Regions from separate parts of the Mus musculus genome. Here all the other regions are linked to region 1. The links are chromatin loops, found by intact Hi-C in ENCODE. Cell type or tissue: heart. All regions are shown on one strand.

What was found. A loop is a pair of places that touch in the nucleus more often than their neighbours do. Peaks named below come from ENCODE experiments on the same cell type or tissue, not always from the same donor. Only the 100,000 strongest peaks of a DNase experiment are listed, where the experiment ranks them.
Region 2: it touches region 1 in a loop (2.2-fold over the local background); 6 of 42 quality-filtered maps call a loop at or near these places.
Region 3: a loop joins it to region 1, with 7 times the contacts of the local background. A loop is called at or near these places in 22 of 42 quality-filtered maps.
Region 4: a loop joins it to region 1, with 8 times the contacts of the local background. A loop is called at or near these places in 12 of 42 quality-filtered maps.
Region 5: it touches region 1 in a loop (2.4-fold over the local background); 7 of 42 quality-filtered maps call a loop at or near these places.
Region 6: a loop joins it to region 1, with 5 times the contacts of the local background. A loop is called at or near these places in 11 of 42 quality-filtered maps.

The regions. Positions count from the first base shown.
Region 1 is chr8:64,847,973-64,851,972 of GRCm38, forward strand. It overlaps Klhl2 (kelch-like 2, Mayven), which reads right to left and starts at 1,952. Exons shown (of 15, transcript NM_178633.3): 1 at 1,661-1,952. The coding sequence starts at 1,686. In heart, a CTCF peak has its summit at 1,754; a DNase peak (open chromatin) is centred at 2,079; H3K4me3 peaks cover 2,668 bases; H3K27ac peaks cover 1,491 bases.
Region 2 is chr8:64,787,077-64,791,076 of GRCm38, forward strand. The region is part of intron 4 of Klhl2 (kelch-like 2, Mayven); the gene reads right to left. All of the region lies in intron 3 of Gm46040 (a long non-coding RNA gene), which reads left to right. Among named protein-coding and RNA genes, the nearest start is that of Gm46040, 14 kb to the left of the region's middle. In heart, a CTCF peak has its summit at 1,741; a DNase peak (open chromatin) is centred at 1,855.
Region 3 is chr8:64,944,965-64,948,964 of GRCm38, forward strand. It overlaps Tmem192 (transmembrane protein 192), which reads left to right and starts at 2,221. Exons shown (of 6, transcript NM_028427.3): 1 at 2,221-2,369. The coding sequence starts at 2,343. In heart, CTCF peaks have their summits at 29 (motif pointing right) and 2,107; a DNase peak (open chromatin) is centred at 2,217; H3K4me3 peaks cover 1,367 bases; H3K27ac peaks cover 1,070 bases.
Region 4 is chr8:64,731,380-64,735,379 of GRCm38, forward strand. It overlaps Msmo1 (methylsterol monoxygenase 1), which reads right to left and starts at 2,199. Exons shown (of 6, transcript NM_025436.3): 1 at 2,129-2,199. In heart, a CTCF peak has its summit at 2,341; a DNase peak (open chromatin) is centred at 2,342; H3K4me3 peaks cover 2,192 bases; H3K27ac peaks cover 2,022 bases.
Region 5 is chr8:64,616,500-64,620,499 of GRCm38, forward strand. It overlaps Cpe (carboxypeptidase E), which reads right to left. Exons shown (of 9, transcript NM_013494.4): 2 at 2,852-3,048; 3 at 1,039-1,206. Among named protein-coding and RNA genes, the nearest start is that of Cpe, 75 kb to the right of the region's middle. In heart, a CTCF peak has its summit at 2,287 (motif pointing right); no DNase peak of the experiment used is centred here; H3K27ac peaks cover 91 bases.
Region 6 is chr8:64,736,610-64,740,609 of GRCm38, forward strand. Klhl2 (kelch-like 2, Mayven) reads right to left here. Exons shown (of 15, transcript NM_178633.3): 15 at 3,066-4,000. Among named protein-coding and RNA genes, the nearest start is that of Msmo1, 5.0 kb to the left of the region's middle. In heart, no CTCF peak of the experiment used is centred here; no DNase peak of the experiment used is centred here.

The DNA.
Region 1 (4,000 bases):
AGCAGCTTTCCAGCGACTGCAAGGCTACAACTGTTTCCTCCTCAGCACCCCGGGATTCCTCCACTACCTCAAGCCTCCAATCTAGTTCCAGAACTACAATCGAAGCAACAATAGCAAAAGAACAGAGCTGCTCATCTTATTCAGTTTTCCGACTTAAACCATTTTCTATGCCTTGGCTTGCTCTAGGGTCTGTTTTCCACACCCATCTTTTTTTCTTCTGAACCTTCATCCTAAGGTCCCCTGGTTCTCTCCAGTTCACTCTGCTTCCAAGGTGGGGGGTGGGGGGGCTGCTAACATGTTTCCCAGGGGGCTCAGGAAGCTTTCCCAACCTTCTGGGGAGCGTGAGCAGATCAGAGCCTCAAAGCTGCCACCATCTGCAAAGCATCTGATCCCTTGCTTTTTCTATCATTTCTATGAGCCCAGAAGGGGCAAGCCAAGACTCACCCACTCTTCAGATCCCCACGACCTGTTCCACTCAAGCTCAAAACACTGCACATACAGAAACTGTGGATCTATCATCCCATGTGATCTCATAAAAGGACTCAAAATACAAAATACAAAAAGAACAAGAAAAAGAAATGTTCAGCCCAAACCAAATATCCTTATTTTAGCTGGAATCCTGCCAAATAGGCACAAGAGGCTGGTGACGACAACGGTGATAGAAGGAAACTGGCTAGCCGAATCTCATTGAAAACCGATAAGGTTCCATGAATCAGATCGAATGAAAAGGTTCACCCTTTTTGGAGAGAGGTTTGTCTGCGGTTTGAAAGTCAGATCCAAAGGACTCTGTACTCCTTCATAAAGGTTAAACTGATGAAGGTGGCGTGGGGTGGGAGTGGGGGTGGGGAGGACGAAACGTTCAAACTCCCGAAGATTTACAGGCCACTTTTTCAAAAAACAAAAATCCTTGTACAGAATAACATCTTCCACATGATTTTTTTCTTTAAAGCTCTTATTTCTAGAAAGTAATTTTGTTGCAGGTGATCTTGAATGCACTTGGGCACCAAGGAAAAAAGACACCTGTGCCTAACAGGTCGGTAACACTACCAACGTGCCCCGGGTACCAAGGGAACGAGAGATGCTCTGATTTCTGGATAAAAGATTTTCTGCAGTGCCAGGTAGGAGATCACATGCCCTAAAACGGCCGCAGCTCATTTGGAGTGATGTAAAAGCTCCTTGGATATTAATTTTATTAGAAATTCCAAGAAGCAAGCAACCTCAGATTGCATTCATTTTAGACTCCAGGCGTCTGGTACTTTCCAGTTTCCTCTCGCTCCCTACTAGCAAGGGGTAGGCGAGATGGGCAGCAGCAGCCCATGCATTCCGGGGAGGGGGGAGGTGGGGTACCGACAGGGCGATCGTAGCCCACCACCACCACCACCACCACTCCCCGCGCGCGCACACCCCGCCAAGCCCCACGCACAGCTCCATCCCGAACGTTCAATTCGCCCCGGGACTAAGAAGCCCCTACCCACGGCCGGCCGGCCTGGCAGAGTCCGGTCCCGCGGTCGCCCCCCGGACTGCGGGCGCCGCGCCCCGTCACGCCCCGCGCCTCCCCTCGCCCGCCACCCCCCGCGATCGCGGCGTGTCCTCCGCAGCGCCGCGCGCCCTCCGCAACCGTACAGCCCTCCGCCGCGCGCCCGGGCGCCCGCTCACTCACGCGGGAGGCAGTGGCGGCGTCTCCATTGTGGCTCCTCGCGGGCTTCAGAACGCAGGCAGCGACCGCCGCCGCCAGCACCATACCAGCCGCGGACGCCGGCACTGTCCGCCCGCCCAGCCCCGTTCCATCCGCCCCGAGGGGGCGCAGCGCTCCTCACCGCGCGCCACCACCTGCGGCGGCGGCCCCCGCGGCCATGGCCCGTCGGCCCCGCGCGCTCGTGTGCCTGGCGCGGCTCCCGCGCTCCCCCGAGTGCCGGGCGGCGACGGCGGCGGCGGCGGCGGCGGGACAGGCGAGCGGGCGAGCGTGCTGCTCGGCCACTTCCGGGTTCTCCCGGCCGGCGCCGGCGCCGTGACGGGCGGGCGCTGCGGCCTCCCGCGGCGGAGGGACCCCTCCCTCGGCGCCGCCCCTTCCTCCGCGGCGTCTGGAGGAGGAGGCGGCGGGCGGACGGGCGAGCGCGCGCCCGCGGGGGAGGGAGTAGACCCGGGGCCGAGGCTGGGAGCTCGGAGGCGGGGAGGGCTCGCGCGGAAGGGGTGCTCTCCGGTGCACCGCTTGCTCTGATTCACCGGTGTGTTCACATCCTTGTCTTGGCGTCCGAGTGCCTCCCCCACCCCCGTGGGGATGCGGGGGAGGGCAGACCATTCACTGCCTTTCCGAAGGGGGAAACCGAGGCAAGACGAGATAGATCGGCCTGACCAGTGTCCCAAGCCCGAAGCTAGCGGGCGTCTTTCCTGGGTGTTCCTAATCTGGTCCTTGGACAACTGAGTTGAGCACCTGCTAGGCTGAGCTTGGGGACGTGACTGAGCAAACGTGGGTCGTTTAGCTTAGCTAGCTGCCCATCTGGACGTGATAAGAGAAACAATGAGCCCAGGATGTCCACTGGGAAGAAGAAGAAACGGCGGTGAGATAGGGCGTGCTGTTTGATGAGGAACGGTCCGGAAGGCCTCTTGGGGTATCAGTTAAACAAAGATGAATTAACATGAACCTTGAACCACTCAAGGGGTGGGTGAATGTCCAGGGCTAAGGCAAAATCAGTGAAGATCCCTGTCAGCAAGATGCCTGTCACATTGAGAAAAGGCAGGAGGGTTCCGAATTCTCCACCAATGCCTGCTAGCGGAAGAAACACCTGGGAACTTAGAGATGGGAATTCTTCAGTTCCACTCCAAACTTACTGTCTAGGCACCCTCGGGGTAGAGCCAGGATTCCAGGCTTGAAGGAAGGCAAGGTCTGAGACTCTCTACTTACTGTAACTGAGGCAGTACTAGACCATTACTGGCCAAATGGTTACCGTTAGTTGTATAAGTGATACACTCGCGGAGGGAAGGGAGCAGGCAAGTTTAGTCTAGCCAAAATACAAAAGAAAGATGGCTGAACTGGAGTCAGAGGGATTGAAAGAAGTGGTCAGATTCTAGATGATAAAGTGCTCAGTAAGAATTCCGATGGATTAGGCTTCAGGAGAAGTAGCGTCCGGAGTGAACTTAAATTTGGAAGTTGACCCATGTAGATCGTATGTACAGTCACAAGACTAGTTGAAATAAGCTCTGTAATGTAGCTACAGAAAAGACCAAGACATGATCCCTGGGCCACTCCAGCATCACACGAACGGAGTGCTTGCCTGAGGGAGCACAAGGCTCCATCCCTAGCACTGCCAATAAGTACTTAAATAAAATAATTGCAAAAGTGTTGGTGTGTGCTTATAATCCCCGCACTCAGGAGGCCAAGAAAGGGTGCTCAGTGGTGACTTGTTTTAATAAAGAAAATATGCCTTGCCGTGATTAATATCTCTGCATCGTTAGGCCATTACTGATTTGCCATGCGGAGGGCCTGCATGATGACTTCCTTATGGCTCAGACAGATCCATCACTAATAATACTTCCTTAGGATTCGTGATGGATCTGTCTGAGCCATAAGAAAAGTTCCTGCTTTATAAAGCAAAAGTCGGATGAGAAAGTGGATGTGAAGCACATACAAGCTCACTAGCAAAAGGTAAGCCTGGTACAGAATGAGTTCGAAAACTATGCCTTAGCAACCTAGTTGGACTCTGTCTCATAACAAGTTGAAATAAATTAAAGAGGGGGCTATGGCTCAGTGATAGTGCCTGGCAAATACATAGCTCTGGATTCAATCGCAGCATTGAAAAGCAATAATAATAATAATAATAATAATAATAATAATTTCTAAAGGGTGTGTCAGTGTGCGAGGCACATACTTTGAGTCATAGCCCCCATTAGATCTTCCTCTGGTTCATCTTTGTCCATCACAATTTTCTGCTAATATTCTAAATGTCTATTTTTTTTTATCACCACTCCATTTGTAGAAGTAAACCCAGAAGAGTGCTTATTT
Region 2 (4,000 bases), 61 kb before region 1:
TCTCTGGTGCTCTTGCAATCAGCAGCGTGCTTGGAGAAAGATGAAGTAAAAGATCATGGTAGCTAATTAAATAAGCCTAACTTAAAATGCTATCGTTTGAGAAATAACTTTTTTTTTTCACTTAGATATGATAATTTCAAACGCAGCAAGACAAATTAAAGGCTATAGTTGCCTATATACTTCAGGAGAAACATTCCATAATGTATAAAGAACGTGGAGGGCAGGGGAGCACTGATTAGCAAAGACAAGTAGAAGGCTAGACAAGGAAGACCAAGCAAACAATAAGCATCCCTCTGCCACTTTCCCCAGCTGCACACTTTAAACTAAGATGCTTTTAGCCCAGCTCACACTGACAAGCCAAATTTCATGCAAAATGCTTTGCTGAGACAAGCACACTTCTGGCTGACTACTGGACTCTGTAGTGCATTTTCAGCTTGGGCATTCACTCCATGGGGGAAATCATTTATATAGTATGTCTTTTAGATCCTTAGCCAACTTAACTAAACTAGCCAACAGGATCCTTGGCAGTCTGTTTATGAAGAAGAAACTACAAAAGGTTCTGGGTACCTTTTATATAGTATCTATATACCATACATATATAGTATATTTATGTAGTAACTATATAATAAATAGATAGACTCTTAAATGTAGCTATAGATATAGTCCAATACCTAAGAAACCACGAACATGAAATTGACAGCTCAGCTCAGCCACTGTAAACTCACAAATGTACTACCAATGTGTAGGCTTTATATTAATATTCCAACACTTTTAAGTTCATCTCAGAAACAATGACCTGGAAGCAAACAAGGAAATAGCTGCCCAAGGGCATGCACAGAGAGATGACATTATCACCACACGTGAAGAAGTTGTAAGACTCTCATTGAGGGGATTTAGAAAAATAATAACTCAGTGGACAAAGAACTTTCTGTAATTTTCATGAGGACTTGAGTTTAATTCCCAAGAGCCCACAATTTAAAAGACAAACAAACAAACCAAAACCAAGAGCAGTGTCTTAGTTAGGGTTTTACTGCTGTGAACAGACACCATGACCAAGGCAAGTCTTATAAAAAACATTTAATTGGGGCTGGCTTACAGGTTCAGAGGTTGAGTCCATTATCATCAAGGTGGGAGCATGGCAGTATCCAGGCAGGCATGGTGTAGGAGGAGCTGAGAGTTCTACATCCTCATCCAAAGGCTGCTAGTGGAAGATTGACTTCCAGGCAACTAGGGTGAGGATCTTATGCCCACACCCACAGTGACACACCCATTCCAACCAGGTCACACCTATTCCAACAAGGCCACACCTCTAGATAGTGGCACTCCCTGGTCCAAGGATATACAAACCATCACAAGCAGGGACATGCACCTCTCATCTCAGCCCTGGGGAGGCAGGGACAGGAATCTCCTAGAGTTTGTTGGCTAGTTTAGTTGAGTTGGTGAGCTCAAGGGTCAGTGAAAGACTGTCTCAAATAAACTAGATAAATAAGTAAGAAGAAAAATGTCACTCAACATGTTGAGTTTTGATTTCTATACAGGTGCTCATAGATGTGCATACATGGACACACACACACTAAAAAGACCTCATTGTAAAATAAAAATCAGCACTTTTCAGGAGCACCCAGCTCCCAGACTCTAAGTAATACTCAGTGGGTCTATTTCTCAACTCGCTGCTCATTTACAGACTCAGGATGGTTCTAAGCTTCAGCACCACTGAGCCGCACCACCACCTGGCTGCGGAGACTTCAGTGGGTACAGGGAAGAAACAGGAAGCCTGTTCTTCCTCTCTTGGGGGATGCAGGACTACACCCACCTTGCAGTTTACAAACAGGAAGGTGTTTGTCTGTGGCACCCTGCCAGCATCTTAGTCACACTTCTTCCTCTCAAAACTGCAGCCTGGCAACCAGAAAGCAGCCCTCTGCTCTAAGCACCCACCCATAACTTGCCACCCCTAGACACACCTACCTTGACTCCCTCCATCCAATTCGGCCTTACCCAAGCTCCATCACTTGAGATATTTACCAGTAGCAGGGCCCAAAACTCTTTTTCAACTAGTTCCCATCATAGCTAATCTTACAAACACCTCCAGACCAAGTTTTGCCAGAGACAATTAAAGTTTTAAGAGAGACAGACTCTTTAACAGAATATGCCAGTGGCTGATGGACTTCGCAGTGGTATAATCAGGAACTGGGAAGAAAACCTGAGTGGCAGAGTAGTCATCAGGCCGTCTGAGAGCCCCTCCCCACCCCAAGTATCCTTTTTATAGCTGCTATTTCCATCTTTTGTAACCTAAGACTTCCCTGATAGTGGCCCAAACACACAATGCAGACAACAACTACACAATGCAGACAACAACTACCTTGCTTGCAGCATTGCTGAAAACATATTCACCACTTTACACAGAGCCTGGCCCTCGATCACTAGCACTGCCTCTAATCCAAGGTTTTTCTGTTTCCTGGCACAGGGAATTCAATCTCACGACAAAGAAGCACTAGGATCCGCTCTCTTCATTCACAGGATGAGGTTGTTTCATGTCAGTTAGACTTCCTTTCCTGGCCAAATATTCTTAAAACGAAACCCATCATTACCCATAAGCCCCCTCCCACCACAACCTCTAACCAGGCTCCTTCTCCTGTCCCACCTTCTCACTCTGCAGGGTTCTGCCAGGCAGGAGTCCTGCCCAGGGTCATAGCCGGGGACTGGGGGATGCTTCAGTCCAGGCTTCTTCCATTTCATGGGGTGAGGGTGACTTGGTGGCTTAACTTCCATTCACTCTCAAGAACTCTGAGCATTTATTCACTTAATAATGACTTATTATTCATTTAACAAATTCGTAATGGATACCCACCTCCTCTGTACTAACTTGTAATCTAGATTCTAGAGATACAGAAATGAAACGAAGAGACAAAACCGCCAGCCACCCTGGAGTTCCAATGCTAACAGGGATTGTGTTAATATATTTTATTGTCTTCCATCGATCTAGTGGGGACACGCACAGCTCTCCATTCACCCCAGTACTACTGCCTTCCAAGAGGTCTTCAAACCCCATGGACAGATTGAGGCTGTGAGTGAGGAGGTGTAGATATTAACACCAGATTGTCACACTGTTGCTAAAAGCTTCAGGAACGTGAGCTGAGAAGAATACAGAATGGACACCAGGCCACAGTTTACCCAGAGCACTTTGGCCTTGAATCTAGAATCATTCCACAGCAGCTATGTGGTCCTGGAAAACCTGAGTCCTCCTGTGCCACAATTTTCTCATTTGTAAAACATTCCGCTGTCCAGAACGTTGTAAAAACTCACTCAATGCTCTTGATCAAGCGGCTGAGATATGGAATCCAGGCAGCCTCTTGCTGTAAAACAAGTCTCTTATCCTATTATCCCTTTGGAAATTGCTGTACTTTTGTCTCATTGACATTAGCGCTGCCTCCATACATTCTCACTACAAAGGAGAAAATGTAAACATTGATAATCCTAGCTCTCGGGAGCTGAAACAGGAGGTTCACATGTTTGAGATTGGCCTGAGTAACAACAGTCCAAGGTCTTACCTGGAAACAAATATTGAAAAAGCCTCTAAAGCTCCATGTGCCTTGCTTTGGTTTGTTTGTTTATATTGCTTTTGTTTTTGAGACAGGGTCATGCTGTCTGCCAACACTGAGCCTCTGCCTCTGGCCTCTGCTTCCAGCACACTAGGAACACAGCTGTGTGCCCCCACAATCAAATCTGCCTTCTATGTCTGCATTAGATCCTTCAAAAGTCTTTCTTTCTGTATATTTAGAATCTCTCAAATGACTGAAAAGTAGACTACCACTAAGTTCCTGTCCACCTTTCCAAGAGTATAATTTACGGCTTTAAATGTAGCTGTTCGTAAAGGCTTGGAGTTTGATCCCCAGCACCACATAAAACTGGGTGACGTGGTGCACATCACTTAGGGAGAAGGAGCAGGAGAGTGAGAGGTTAAAGGTTACCTTAAACTACATGGCGAGTTCAAAGCCAGCCT
Region 3 (4,000 bases), 97 kb after region 1:
TGAGTAGACTGTTGCTGTCTTCAGACACTCCAGAAGAGGGCATCAGATCCCATTATAGATGGTTTTGAGACACCTTGTGGTCGATAGGAATTGAACTCAGCCAGTGTTCTTAACTGCGGAGTCATCTCTCTAACACTTTCCTGCTACTTTTCATGGGTTTAGGGGATTGAACGAAAGTCATCAGGTCAGGCTTTCAGAGTAAGCACCTTTACCTGCTAAGCCACTCAATGGCCTGACTTTCTATATTCTTAATAAAGAATTAATCAAGGAGGGAGAGGGGGGAGGGGGAGGGGGAGGGGTAGAGGGAGAGGGAGAGGGAAAGAGGGGAGGGGGAGAGGGAGGGAGAGGGAGAGGGAAAGAGGGGGAGGGGGGAGAGGGAGAGGAGAGTGAGAGAGAGGGAGGGATTGTTAAGTGACACATGATCCTGTAAGTATGTAATCTTACACTCATTACATCACACACAAACAGGCACATGCTCAAGCATGCACACACACATTTCACATTGCTGCCTTGCAATCAGAAAGGGGACTAGCTGGGAAAAGAAAGGGAATGAGTGGGAGGGGGCAAGAGAAGGCAACGGGCGCTGTATATAACTAAAATACCTTATACACACACGTATGAGAATGCCATAATGAAACCTGTTATTACATATAATTAACAGACGCCAGTAAATGCTCATTTAAAAGAGTAAAGGCCAGTTAAAAGTGTGCAGTACATAAGGAAATGTCCTTTGAGGATTTCAGGGCTGTTCCTTCCCAGGGTCTGTGGAGAAGCTGGTTGTAGAGAGGAAGGAGCCAACATGATTCAGCTAGCTGTTCCAGGACACGAGGACAGGCATTCTTTCCAATGGACAAGTCTAGTCACTGTCCTTGGGGCCCAGTCTGCTCGGCGTTGATGACATCTTTGCCTTCCAATTCCTCTTCAACCACAGACCTTGAGGACTCTTCCTCAAATCTCTCTTCATTCTTCATGAGATATCTCGTGTAACCCAGGCTTGCCTCTAACGCACTATAAAGCAAAGCCTGGCTTTGATATCACGATTCTCTTGTCTCCTCTAAGACCTGGGACTACAGGTGTGTGCCACCACACCCACTTCCCCAGTTGGATTCTGTGTGTGTGTGTGTGTGTGTGTGTGTGTGTGTGTGTGTGTGTTTAAAACTTGGCCTGCAGAGATGGCTCAGTGCTTAAATGCACTAACCACTCTTCCAAAAAAAACCTGGGTTTGATTCCCAGAACCACTGTCTAACTCCAGTGTCTCATCTGGCCTCCCTGGGCAATAGGCACACACACAGTGCATAGCCACACATGCAAATAAAACACTGAAATGCATAAAATAAAAGCATTTTAAAAATACTTTGTATATAAAACAAAACAACTCATCCGTTGCGATGATGCACACTAGCGATGCCAGATTTCACTGTGTGAAGGCAAGTGGATCAGGAACTGAAGGCCCGTTTCAGTGCACATCAATTTCTAGGTCAGTGTGAGCTACTTGAGACTTTGTTTTAATTTTTACAAAAATGAGGACTGGGCAATGAATGGCTTTTGCTGTCAAGTCCAGGATTCACATAGTGGAAGAACTGACTTAATCTTGGGTCAAGTGTGGCGGCTCATCCGAGCATTCCACTAGGCAACAAAGACAGGCGAATCTCCGAGGGTTCAGTCTGGTCTACATAGTGAGTTCCGGAACACGTAGCGCTATGTAGAGAAACCCTGTCTCATAAAAACAAAACTGAAACCAAAAATAATCAAAGGACAGAAAAAGAAGAGATGGGGAAGGGGAAAACAGAAACAGAATACCTTAAAAAAAAAAAAAAACTACAGAAATTTCCTGTGGAGACATCTGTAAATCGTGTTATAGAAATTGGAATCTATTCTAATTAAGTCCCTCTACAGGTGGAATTGCGATTTTTACTGCGTCTTTTTCCAAACAGAGCTATCTATATTGTTGCAAACAAAAATTGCGCCAACAGAAATAAGTTAATATTCTAAAGAGAAGTAGTTTACTTGGTTTAAATGGTTGCTCGAGAAATTCATCCTTTAATTTCCAAATCTCTGATAAATGGATGAAGCAACAGTTTAGGGGAAACCCCAAAACAACCGCCTGGGCTACACTGCAGCTCAAAGCTGGAGTCTGCAGGGGGGGCCACGCCCCTGGCTGCTGATCGGCTGATCTAGGTGGAGGGGCGTGGCCTTCGGCGGCCGGGGCGGGGCGAGCGCAGAGTGGGTGTGTCCGAGGCGGGGCGCGCAGGTCCTAGTAGGTGCGACTGTCCCGGGCCGTCGGCGCCCGGGCGCTGGTGGAGAGGTCAGGCTGGCGGGGCATCGGCCCGCGACGGCGGGTCATGGCGGCGGCCGGCCGGCTGGAGGACGTGAGTGAGGCGCCGAGCCCTGTCCCCGCCATTCGGCTTCCTGTGCTGGGCTCAGGGGGCGGAGACTGCGGGCTAGGAGCTAACCAGAGCCGCAGCGGCTCGACCATCGGGGACGCAGGGTGCGGGGTGACGCGACGGGCGGGGACCGCGGACCCCGGGAACGTCTTCCTGAACGATCGGAGGGACACGGCAGGGTGGGCGTGCGGGACCCTTCACTCGGCGGCTCACGTGCAGTGCGCGTCTTTGGTTCCGGAAATGGGAGCTTCACGTGATGCGAGCTGGCTTGATCTGTCCTTCCTGGGAGAGACTGACAGGCGGGCTTGCAAGCCCGGGTGACCCGGCTTCTGTGGGCCCTCCTGCGTTGGTCGGAGAGCACCCGGAACTTGGAGTGACTCTAACCTCCAGCATCCCTCGGGCGGACTTGTAGCTCTCATCTCCCGGAAACGCAGATTGGCGCATAACAGTTATCATGTGCTGTTTTGAATGTAGGCATGATAGGAACAGTGCTTGGTTGCTTTAAAAAAAAAAAGTATTCGGTTGCCCAGTTCATGATGTAGCCATTATAGAATAATACAGTTGCAAAAATCTTGAGTTTGCAAGCTCATTAAGACACTGATTTATTTGAAATTGGGTGTGGGGCGGGGGAAACACTTTGGGAGGAAACATGCGTTTGTTTCCAGAACAAACTGTTTTGTCCAGTGGCATAATACAATTCCTGCCCTTGAGAAATGCAAGGCTGACATTATCTTAGCACAGTGACCTGAGCTAATAACTAATAAAAACATTATCATGGTCTTAGTATAAAAGTACATCAAAATAATAATAATAATAATGATAATAATAATAATAATTAATAATAGCAAGGTTCCAGAACTGTAAGGGCTTAGATTCTTGTGTGTTTGGGTCCTGCAGTCATTTATTTATTTATTTGTTTATTTAAGACTTGCTATGTAGCCCTAGCTGGCCTGGTACTCATTATATAGCCTAACCTGGCCTCAGATTTGCCTATCTTCCCTGACTCAACCCATTTTAATGCTAGGATGATGTAGCTAGTTACATTTTCTTGATGAAATATGTTTCTAACAGCAGGACTAATCTAGTTATTTTTCAACTGAGAAAATGGGAAAGCAACTACTACTTGGAAACTTAATACTTAGGCCTCTCATGGAGGGCAGTCTTGTAGCTGCCCTAACCAGACTAATCCTGGCACTATGTCATGCCATATGGCCACCTCTACCTCTCTGCTCAGCTCTGGTCCTGTTTACCCCCTTGTCTGCTGGCTGAATCCCTCACCTCTGATTTCTTCTCCCAGAATCCCTTTCTCTCCTGGAAAAGCCACCCTCCACTTCCTGCCTAGCTCTTGTCTCTCCTCTCCTTATTACAGCCAATCAGATACGATTCTAGATCAGATGGGGAGAATGAATATTTACAAAATAGAAACCCAGTAATGGGCTGTAGAAATGGCAAGACCAGGATTCTGCCAGCATTTAGCTCTCTGCTGGTCCAGAATTAGCAATTGGAAACACAGAGACACACCTTCACAGAATGTACCCCAACTTGAATATGCTGCTGTTTCCTTACCTGAGATCTGTCGTCTACAAACGGCCTTTTGTTGTATGACTACCATCAGA
Region 4 (4,000 bases), 120 kb before region 1:
ACAAGACTATTGTACCAATCTCCATTTTTCCTGAGGTCAATACCAAATTTGACAATGACCAAATGAACACTGACGTCCTTGCTACACGTCCCAGATCTTATGGAATGATAAAATTCTGAGCCATAGTTTTATCAAAAAAAAAAAATTCCTCAATAATAATTTGTCAAGAGGGGGCTGGTGAGATGGCTCAGCAGTTAAGAGCACTGACTGCTCTTCCAGAGGTCCTGAGTTCAATTCCTAGCAACTACATGGTGGCTCACAACCATTTGTAATGGGATCTGATGCCCTTTTCTGATGTATCTGAAGACAGCTACAATGTAATCATATAACTTATAAATAAAACTAAAAAAAAAAAAATTGCCACCAGGCAGTGGTGCTGCAATGCCTTTAAACCTAGCACTTGGGAGTCAGGGGCAGAGTGAGTTCCAGGACAGCCAAGGCTATACAGAGAAACCCTGTCTCAAAAAAAAAAAAGACAATAATATTAATAATAATACTATAATAATAATTTGTCAGGAAACCTCAATAAATATCATGTTAAGCACTGAACATAAGACCTGGCACACAGCATCTAAAATAAGCTAACAATTATTGAGCACCTTCTGCATACCCAGTATATGCTGTCATTTTAAGCTAAACCCTTGCCTCGCTGTGAAATAGAGGAACTTCTATGATCCTTGGTTTTCAAATGATGAGCTGAGGCTTAGGATAAATGAATAACAGTACAAAGTTGCACGGATGGGGAGTGGAGGAGTACAGCTTACCCAGGCCCCCTGAAAAGGCTGCTCACACTGGCGGTATGTTCTCACTCCCCATCGTTTTCTATTTCTATCCGTATGCTCAACTTACTCTTAAAAAAAATTTCACAAAGTGCCCCAGGTCTGTCTGTCTCTCTCTCTCTCTCCTCTCTCTCCTCTCTCTCTCTCTCTCTCTCTCTCTCTCTCTCTCTCTCTCTCTCTCTCTCTCTCTCTCTCTCTGCCTGTCTCTCTGTGTCTCAAGATCTGTGTCTTAAGTTGGGCTTAAAACTATGAAACTAAGGACGACCTTGAACTCCTGATACCCTGCTGAGATTACCAGTGTTCGCCCACACACTCAGCAACCATCAAGATTTGACATTTCTCCATTTGACATTTTTCCTAGTCTCATGGAATGCTGGTTGATACCCATCATCTGTAACTCTTATCCTGATTTAGATTCTGATTACCCAAAAGGCTGCTGGCCTGGATCAAACTTGAATGCATCCTACAGTGCCTCAGGTGCCCATCGCAAACACGCTTTAATGCCTAACTTGAGAAACTTCATCACCTCCAAAAGAGCTGTTCTAGTCTCTAACTCGGCATCCTCGACTAAGTCTCCCAACTTCCACACAATGCTGAGACAGCGTTCAGTTACCTCAAGTTCACGCTCCGTAATGAGGAGAGGAAAACAGGGCATGTAGTTTTAAACAAAGTGTCAGATAAAGTGATCAGACAGGAGAGGGGAAAGCAGGCTTTGCTGAAATGAATATCCTGCCTTTTCAGTTTTGAGCAGCCTGCTTGCCTGGAAATTCGATCTGAATCAGGTAGACTAGATCCTCGGATTTCAAAAAATAAAAAGGATGAAAAAAAAAATGTATTCGTAGGATAACTTAACTCCTGGCTGACGATCCCAGCCCCTCTTTCGGCACTGCAGCTTAGAGAAGCCTTAGGCACAGGGTCAGGATCCATTTAAACATAAGTTTAAACCTTCATGGTTCAAGCGCGGGTAATTCTCCTAATGTGAAGCCCAGACCTCTCGTCCATGCACCCCTCTCTCACATGGAGCCACATCCTACAATACCTCTGGGACAGCTTCCTAGATCCACAAACACAGAACACACCCTACTCCCCCACTTGGTGATGGTGTTTTTGTAAAAAGTTTTTAAGACTCAAGTCAATGAACCAGACTCCAGGTGATTGCAAACTCTTTAAAGGGCAGGAAGTGTTGTCATTCCAGTTGCATCACTTGAGAACCTAGGCTCCTTGCCTGGAGTCTCGCACAGCCCACCCAGGTTCTTCCCACCGCATCCTTACCGGCCTCAGCCGGACACCACCCTGCTGGTCCCCGTCTCAGTCGCCCTCCACCCGGATCAGGCTAGAGAGCGCCTTACCTGGCGTCCCCGCGACAGACAGCGGTCTAAGCGCAAGTCCTGGCAGGTGCAGCGGCCTCCTCACTACCTCTGCCGGCTCAGGGGCAGGGCCCGGAGGCCGGGCCCCGGCTCGCCTGTCGTAATTGGTCCGCCCCACTCCCGCCCTGCCTTCGCCGTGCAGTGATTGGTCCGTGCTAAGGCCCGGCAGCGTGTGACTCAAGTCAACGAAGCCCTAGCGGCGCCAGTCATTGGCTGCGCGGATGGAGTGAGAATAGTGAGACCCGCGCGGCCAGCCAGTCGTCCGCGCGGCAGCGCAGCTGGAGGCGGGGCGCCGCGCGAGCGCGTGACGGCGTGACGGGGCGGGGCAGCCGCGCGGACCCGGCGTCGCCTTGGCAACCAAGCGGTGGGTTCCTAGGCGCCCAGTGCTGTGGGTGCGCTGGGTTGTAGCATCTTGCTACTCACATTGGCTTGGCTTCATCCAGAACCCGGGGAAAAAAGTGGTATATATGTTTTAAAGACTGATTTGAGTTTTTGGTCTTGCTTTCCTGTAGTTTATTCTGGATTTCGATCTTTCTTTTTTTTTTGAAAATGACACTTATTTCTTATTATTTATACTAGTATGAATACTACATTTATTTTCACTTTAAACTGGTCCACATATCATATAGTTTAGTTATAATAGTTTGAATTCCATTATAAATAATTAATTTTTACATACTAAATTTATTCTTCAAATTTATTAATGTATCCTTTTTCTTACACTCACAGAGCCAGAGACACAGAAAGCTAGAGAGACAGAGAGATAGACAGATAGGTATGATGGGGCTTGAGGGAGTTATAGTTGGGGAATGAGGGGAAAATATGGTCAAGATAAACTGTATAGATGGATGACATTTTCAAATAATATAAAATAATAAAAACAAAATCAGTGATGTAAGTTGGATTTTTTTTAGGCTACCCTGGAGTTTTTAAAAAAATCACTTTCTAATATTTATTGTAATCAGATTAATAAAACTAGGAATTAAATTTTCATGTTAATAATATTTTTGAGACATAAATATGAAAATGATATTAAGGTAACCTGACAATTTATATGTAATGGACAATTTTGTGTATTAGATTTCGATCTTCCTTAAGACAGGTCTCGAGTTATAGTCTGGCCTTTGAGCTGGATACGTAACCTAAGGACGGCCTTGACCTCTAGTCCTCAGGCCTTGGATCATCCATCTTGCCCCCCACGTACTTTAATAAGTGAAGCTTTTTTCAAAGTTCTATTCTTTTTATCTCATTTAGTGTCTGTCTGTGAGTGTGTGTTCACAAGGGGAGTTTGTGCTTCCTTCTGCTTTGTGCTGCTGAGGGTTAACCTCATACGCTCAGGCTTGTGCTGACTGAGCCTGGCAACTATCTTTTAATAAATCTCTGCACATGGACCATAGGGTACTAGTGCAATATAGATCCTGCAATAGCTGAGGGATGCCAGCATTTCCCGTGTTGCAGATTGAGAACAAAGCTCAGAGAGGCTAGGGGGAGGGGCACATGTATGCTGAGGCCCTGGCAAGGCAGCTCAGGGGTAGAGTTTATGCTTAACATTCTAGGGGGCTGAGTTCCACAGGTAGAAATTGGTTCTAAGTCAAGGGAGTTATCTGCTCCCTAGGTGTCAAGACCTGGACCTAAACCAGCAGATGAGCTAAGAACCAAGCCTGTGTAACGCTAGTGTGAGTGCCCAAAGACAGGAGCGCTTAGACTACAGCTCTAGGCTCCTTTTACACCACTTGTGAAAGCCTATCTAGAGATAATGTGGTGACAGGAAGCCAATCTTTTCCTTAAAGAAGGTGTCCCAGAAAAACCACAACGACAAAATACCATATCCACTGTGGTGGTGTAACCCAGGCA
Region 5 (4,000 bases), 230 kb before region 1:
AGAGATGTGGAATTTTAGGGGCTCTTAATACAGCTGATGGGAACACGCCAGGCAAGGATATGAGTACTGGGAAGTAGGTGAATGCAAGGGACCCGGAGGAAGGCTGTGTCTCCTCCAAGACAGACAGGGTATGGAAAGAAACTCAGCAGAGTTGAGGGGCAATAGAAAAGGTAGGTATAATAGTTTGACTATTGTTGACCCAGGGAGTGGCACTATTTGAAGGTGTGGCCTTGTTGGAGTGGGTGTGGCCTTGTTGGAGTGGGAGTGGCCTTGTTGGAGTGATGTGTCACTGTGGGCATGGGCTTTACGACAGTCATGTAGCTGCCTGGAAGCCAGACTTTTAGCAGCCTTCAAATGAAGCTGTAGAACTCTCAGCTCCCGCTGCACCATGCCTGCCTGGATTCTGCCATGCTCCTGCCTTGATGGTAATGGACTGAACCTCTGAATCTGTAAGCCAGCCCCAATTAAATGTTGTCCTTTATAAGAGTTGTCTTGCTCATGGGGTCTGTTTACAGCTGTAAAACCCTCACTAAGACAGCAGGTGATGTGAAATTTTGCAGGAGAAGGTTTAGAGGGAAAGGACAAAGATCAACACTGTGGAGTCCTGCAGAACTTGGTGGTCAGGTGGGGAAAGGGCTTCCTCCAGGCAAGACTCACTGCTGTGTTTTCTGCTCCCCCGCCCCCTTCCTTTTTCACAATTTATCCTTAGTCCTCAGAGTGAAGCAAAGTCCCAGACTCCAGCCGCTCCAGCCTTAGCCTTGAGTCAAACGTAACTCAAGATGTATAGCACATACTACGCCCAGCAACACAGGAGGGCAGAGGCAGGCAGATCTCTGAGTTCAGTGCCAGCCTGGACTACAGAGTAAGTTCCAGGACAGCCAAGACTAGAGAGAAACCGTGTCTTGAAAACAGGAAAAAAAAACAAAAACAAAAGCAAAAACGATTCATGTCACTCCTGTGTCATTCACTGTACCGAAGACACTGAAACATACTTCCCCAGCTATGCGGCAGACCCCGGGAAAGCCACACACATGCTACCTTTGAATTTTGGTCCACAATTTTCTTCAGATTCTTCAGCAGGTGATTGTTAGGACCGCCTTCTTTCTCATTAACATACACGATCCTGTCCAGGTCTGGGAAGTTACGGTTCAGATCTATTCCCTGGGCGTTGCTGCGGCCCACAAACCAGTCCTTCAGCTCGCCGGGCTAAAGGAGACAACAGAAAAACCACCACTGCTTATTAGTACTGTCAATACCTTCTTAACGTCCCCATCACTGCCCTCAAAAACTAATTCCTGAGATTGTCTATTGCAATATCCTCCCAGTACTGCTGTGTTCACTACTTTATCAGGACACTCATGAAGGTGCCCAATTTAAAATATTTGTTATAAGCATTTTGGAAAAAGATAGTTTTCATGAATAATAGTTTTAAATCAATGATAGTTATATGTAAGCGATGTTTAGCAGATTTCAATGATTTGTCGGTACAAACTCACTGATTGTAGGTGACCTATTTAAAAATCACACCACCAACAATTAGCATCAAGTAACATTGTCTCTGTTGATCACAGAAGTCTGATTTTTAAATCTACAAACGAATAAATAATCCTAAGAACTTAAGATGAATTGGACATGAGTCTCTTATGTGTTAATAACTTCAATGCTTTTTACGGGTTTCTTTTTTTTTAAAAAAGTGTATTTCGCTTCAAAATCTTGGAGAAAGGACTCTATATGTCTTTATAATAAAATGATCAGCATGAGAAAAGATAAATGTGTTTATAATGTTTAATTGTTGTACAACGTGCATCAAAATTTTACATTTTACACAATTAGCAGAACATGTAACAACTATAGTGTCCATAATCTTGTCCAATCAAAATGTAAGCCCACATATTGTCTCTGTAAAGATATAATTATACATGCACGCCTTTAATGTCAGCACTCAAGAGACAGAAGCAGTAGGATCTTTGTGAGTTCAAGGCCAGCCTGGTGTACAAACCAAGTCCAAGCCACGTGAGCTACATAGTGAAACCCTGTCTCAAAAAGAAAAAATTAAATTGAATTTAAAGAGCCATTAGTTTTTAGCCTGACGCTTAAAATGTATACAATTATTTTTATTGTAAACCTGAGAATTTGGGGGTCTGGTTTGGTTTTGGTTTTGCGAGAGTTGGGAGCGGCAGAGAGGGATGCAGTGTCTTTAGTGATCTTTCATAAAACCAGCAATTAAAGCAATTAATCCTCTGTAAAATAATGACCCAATTGCAAGTTATTCTTCCTTCAATCCAGCAGAGGGCGCAAGGACGCCAGTTCACCCAGCTGCAGGCATTGCAGTAGGCACCACTTACTGTGGTTCTCAACCCTCCCATGCCCATGCCGGGACTGTTTAATACAGTTCCTCTTGTTGTGGCGATCCCTCAACCGAAAAGCCATTGTTGTTGCTACTTCACAACTGTAATCATGCTACTACTATGAATCCTAATGAAAATATCGGTGTTTCCCGATGGCCTTCGGCAACGCTCATGAACTGGTGGCTCATTCCCAAGGGGACCATGACCCACCGGGTGAAAATCACTGCCTTAAAGGCAAATTTGCCTAGCCACAGCTACGAATAGAGAAGTGCCATTTGTTTAACAGTTCAGCAAAACACTATTAACGTCTTAATTATTCACTAGATTTCCCACTAAAGCTTCTGCTGAAGAACTCTCACTCTGGACATTCTAAACTTTGGACTGTCTCTCTCACACTCGGTGAACCCTAAGCATTACTATGGCTTCGCAGATTGACAAGTACACACGTATTAATATGTCAGAAAGACGAAGAAGGCAGGCCACCCACCGTGCCGGGCACTCACCTGCGATGCGGCTTTCTCAAAGCCGTCGGGGTTCAAGGAGGGCATGATATGAATTCGGGTGCTGTGGATCAGGTTGACAATTGTCTCATTGCCTTTCTGGTACTCGTTACACAGGTACTGGGCCAAGAAAATAAGCAGTTCCCGTCCAACCGCCTCATTACCATGCATGTTCCCAATGTATTTAAATTCAGGTTCACCTAAAAGACCAAAAGAATGCATAGTAAGAGGCACTTTCTGTGACACCAAAAAGAAGGCAGAAGACACTCGTGCTATGCTGACTTTTATCAACTTGACACAAACCTAGACATATCTGGGAAGAGAGAATCTTAACTGAGAACGGCTTCTGCAAGACTGGCCTGTAGGCAAATTTGTAGGACATTTCCTTGACCAAAGGTTGATGTGAGGGAGTCCAGTTCTCTGGAAGCTGTGCCACCACTGGGAAGTCGGTCCTCTAGAGTACAAGTGAACAGGCTTAGCAGCTGTGGAATGCAAGCCAGTAAGCTGCACATGACCATGGCCTCTGCTTCAGCGCCTGCCTCCATGTTCCTGCCTTGAGTTCCTGCCCCAGCTTCCTTTAATGAAGGACAGTCATGAGAAAGTTCAAGCCAAAAAGCACCTCGCCCCAGGAGCTAGTTTTGGTCATGCTCTTTATCATACCCACAGAAACCAGGCGAAGGCGCCGAAACGTATTGTTTATCTACTAAGTTACTGTGAATAACCAACCGCTTCTTTGCCCTCTAAACAGGAAGTCTGAGAAATCTGCCTGGGGTGGTCGACTATCCCAAACATCCAATGGCTCCATCCTTCCAGTCCTCTCTCCCTGCTGACCACCTCTTGCAAAACTGTGTCCACACACAATTCTGGTGTGAAGGCTTGAGGTCCTTCCTCCATCAAGGAAGTAATTAAGGTTCACTGAAGTCCCAAGATTCTTGCTCAATAAGGCCTGTTATCCTAACAGGAAGATAAAATCATGAATTCTTCTCTCCTCAATGAGGAAAGAGCCTGTGAAAACAAACACATTTCGGAGGAGTGCACCTGTGTGCCAGGAAGAGAGGGTTGATCACAAACCGTGTCTGCTCCACCTCCATCTTCCGTTTCTCCAAGACTCACGGAGGGAGTAACCTCTATCACTTACACCACCCAGAGTGA
Region 6 (4,000 bases), 110 kb before region 1:
ATGAAATTCTGTGACATAACACTACCCACTGTCTTAATTTTTGTCATAATAAAGTGAGAGTCAAAGCCTAAGAAATTTCTTAAAATTCACAACTGGCATACATAGCACAGGACACAGACATGGTTTCTGTGTCTGTGGGTTCAACACACTGGAGCCTTTCCTTTATACAGTGGAGAATCCTAGGCTTAGTTTAAGAAACCCGATACCAAAATATGCCTCTATTCAGCCATCTAACCTTTGCTCCAAAATGAAGCACCAGCAGCCATGGGAGTCTGTAGAAGACCGAGTGCTTAAGAGCAAATTGAAATAAGGTGTTCTTTGCACATAATCAGGTAGTACAGTATTACACAACACACAGCCAAGGAACAGAGCCTGACATAAAGAACTAAGTTGTCTGGTAGCATATCCACTACTGCCCTCAACCTTAGACCTCTCTGCTTTTAGCCAACAAGTAGATTCAAGACAAGCAGGCAGCACGGCTCCCTTGAGAAACAAGTATGCAGATCTGGCCTTGACTTTACTCAAGCCCAGACTGCTTCCTTTTATACACACACACACACACACACACACACACACACACACACACACACACACACACACATTTTAAATTACCTCATCTCCTCTTGTTCTTTCTTCCAGCCCCTCCCATATACTCCCTCTTGTGTTCTCTCAAGTTCAGAACCTTTTAAGAGACTGTTGTCAGATATTCATAAATATAAAAATACAACCCACTAAGTCTGCATAATGTTGTTAGTATGTATGTCTTTAGCAATGAGCATCTGGCACTGAATAAACCAATTGGTGGGGATTCTTTGAGGAAGACTATTTCTCTTGATCTCCACATTCCTTAGTTGCCTATTGTTCTTGGTCTTAAGTTGAGGCCTCCTAAGCTTTCCCTGTGCCATGTCAGCATGTCTGTTGGTGTCACCTTTATTGGTGAGGTCTTGTGTAGGCAGCCACGGTAATGAGACTTTTATGGGTCTTCTCTGACTCATTAAGAGACATAATCTCACAGCAAACTCCCTGTTCTTCATGCTCACACAATCTTTCCACCCGCTTCTGCACTGATCCCAGAACCTCAGCTGCAGGAGTCCAGCTGTAGATGCATCTTTTGGGACTAAGTGCCACACAATCTTACTTCCTGGATTTTGATCAGCCGTGGTTTTCAGTAATGGTCTCTGCCAGTTGGGAAGCCAAGTTCCTTTGCCAAGGCGTGAGAACCATTTACTTCAGGGAGGAGGTTGCTTTCTTAGTAAAATTTCTATGAGCTTCTTTGCCTCAACCTCTGAACTCTTTCTTACACAGTAAGAGATCATCTGGGAAATCATTCTGTATGTCAGGAGAAAAGCAAAGCAACTAACTAGCAAATATCAAAAACCAAGAAGGTGAAGGTTGGAATGGGGAGGGAGGCATGTCCAAAGTCACCTACCATCAGTTAGGAATCCAGCAGCTTACAGATCTTGGCAAGCAAGCTAGAACCAGAAAGCCAAGTCAACTAGAACCAGAAAGCCAAGATAAAGTGTTGTTTGACAAGCCAAGTTGTTACTCTGTTATCCTAATACACTGAGATTAAATTAAGAAACACACTAAAAATTGTAGGTGTAACTTTGATACTCAGAGTTTAGAAGCGTAGCACATGAAATGTGCTCGGTCTTGGTCCCATCCCTGTCACTTGTTCCTAAAGCTGTTCTCAATAAAGTCTGATTACCCAGGGAGCAAAGGTTGCTCACAGCGCAGTCTATGCCAATAAGACGACTTAGGGCATGGCACCTTCGATGTACAGCGGTCACCAGATTGATTGGATGATTAAAGGACCTCTCACACAAGGGGAAGAGACTGTTAGGCAAGCCCAGTTAGAGTGGTTGAGACAGTGCTGGCTCTAAGGATAGGACAGCTCCCTGCCTTGCCTCAGAAACATCTCAATCTGTATGCTTTGCAATATCTAAAGCCAAACCAGAATATAAGATGGGGGTGCTGATGCAAACTTTTAGTTCCAGCACTCAGGAGAAAGGTTAAGTTTAAGACCACCTTGGTCTACGTAGGACAGTCAGGGCTACATTTGAGACCCTGTATGATGAAAAAAAAAAAAAAAAACCAAGAAAAACCATGAAGCAAATCAGAATATGTCTTCCTAAGTTGTGAGCTATCTTAGCAAATAGGGGTCACCCAAGGAGGGAGTGTCACTACAGTCTGCTTCTAGTCAGTTGGGAAGAAATACCAGTGACTGGTATCTGAAGTTGGGGTGGGGAGGCTGGTGGGGCTGAGCCCTCAGTCTTATGGGATCCGACCCTGTTTCTTGATTGGGTAAACTGAACTATTGGCTATTCAGGCAACAATCTTTGGAGAACTGCTGTGTGTGAGGGCCCTTCACAAACATGTAGTCATAGGAATATTCTGTGTTGTGATAAGAGAAAGAACCATTCATTCCTCATTTCTAGGAACTGACTGGGAAATAGAATGTCTACCTTCTCTTGGCGCTGCTGTTAGACATGGCTGAGTTCCAGACTCATTAGACCCCTGACATGTTTGCTAATAATGGCCAAGCTGGAAGGCTGCACTAATGTGGAAATTCATGTTTCATCAAGTGAACACAGGCCCTTCCTGATTAAACTCTATCTTTATTTGTAATGGAGACTTCAACTGTGCAATGTGGTTCTATTTAAATGTGAACAGTTTGTATCAACCACAGAGAAATTTTAGCATGTGTTTCTTTCCTGATGATTATAACTTTTGCTGACAGTGTGACCCTTTAGATTCCTCTCCTGACAGACAATCATAAGCTTAATTTTCCTTTCCAATTCCACCCTTTCTGTTGTGCCCTGCACTCAACCCACTCCTTCACTCCCATCCTTCAGCTCTGTGTATTTATTATCAAAGCCACGGATCCTCAGTTGCTTCACAACTGTTTCCCCTTCTATCAAGGCTACTTACTGTTTTGTTTTTGTTTTTGTTTTTTCATCTATGTGCTACTGATCCTAAAGAGTAAGGAAATATAATAGTTTAGTCAGTCCATTACTTTGATGGCTGAGGTCAATATTTTTTCCCCAAGAACAACTCCCAGTGTTATTGGTTATTTCTTTAATAGATTTAGTGTACAAGTTACTTTAGCAAAAAATAAATAAAAATGAAAACACAGAATTGTTCCAAACATGAAAAATAATGGTATCAATGTATGAAGTCAGAGAACCCAAGGTCTGCAAAAGGAATAGTCAAAAAGTCACACTGGTAAAACCAAGGACGTTGTGAAACAAATAATATACAAACTTTTATTCAAAGATAATTCAAGAAAGACACATGTTGGTCATCTTTAAAGAGATTAATCGAAGATCTCAGAAAAACTATCTGCTCAATACACATGATTAGTCACAGAAAGCTTTCTCTTCCATTAATAGCAGCTAAATTTATACACACAGAAAAAATTCTTAAGACCATGCAAATTCAGTTGAATTCCACACATTCATTATATTCATCAAAAAACCTGCAGGTATGTTCATGCCAAAAGTGTTACTTTAAGAAAAAAAATTAAAAACACACACCAAAACATGATCAAGATTAAACTAAAGAAAAAAATAATAAATAAGCATAATTTATATTTTATTTAAAAAAGTTTGGCATCACACATATTAAAGTGTGTTACGCCATGTTCATTCATTCCTCAGAAGTGGCGTTTTTTAAAGTGTTCAGCATTGTTAAATATCAAAAAATACAACTCTGTTTTACAATGTAGTACTGGCATAATTCAAAGTACTGTGCCAATTATAAATAGATAATCAAACATCTTTTCAAACATATTTAAAGGAAAGCATATAGACACACATTTATATGCACACAATTTATTATAGTCATGTAATCAAAGATACTTATAAAAGCCAGCAGTTTCACCCCTCAACAGTGTCATATACTTACATAGATTTTAATCTGCTCCAAAGATTCTCTGTTCCCAGGAGATTTTTCAGGAGAAAGAATAAAGATAAAACTTAATTTTACAAGAACACACGTT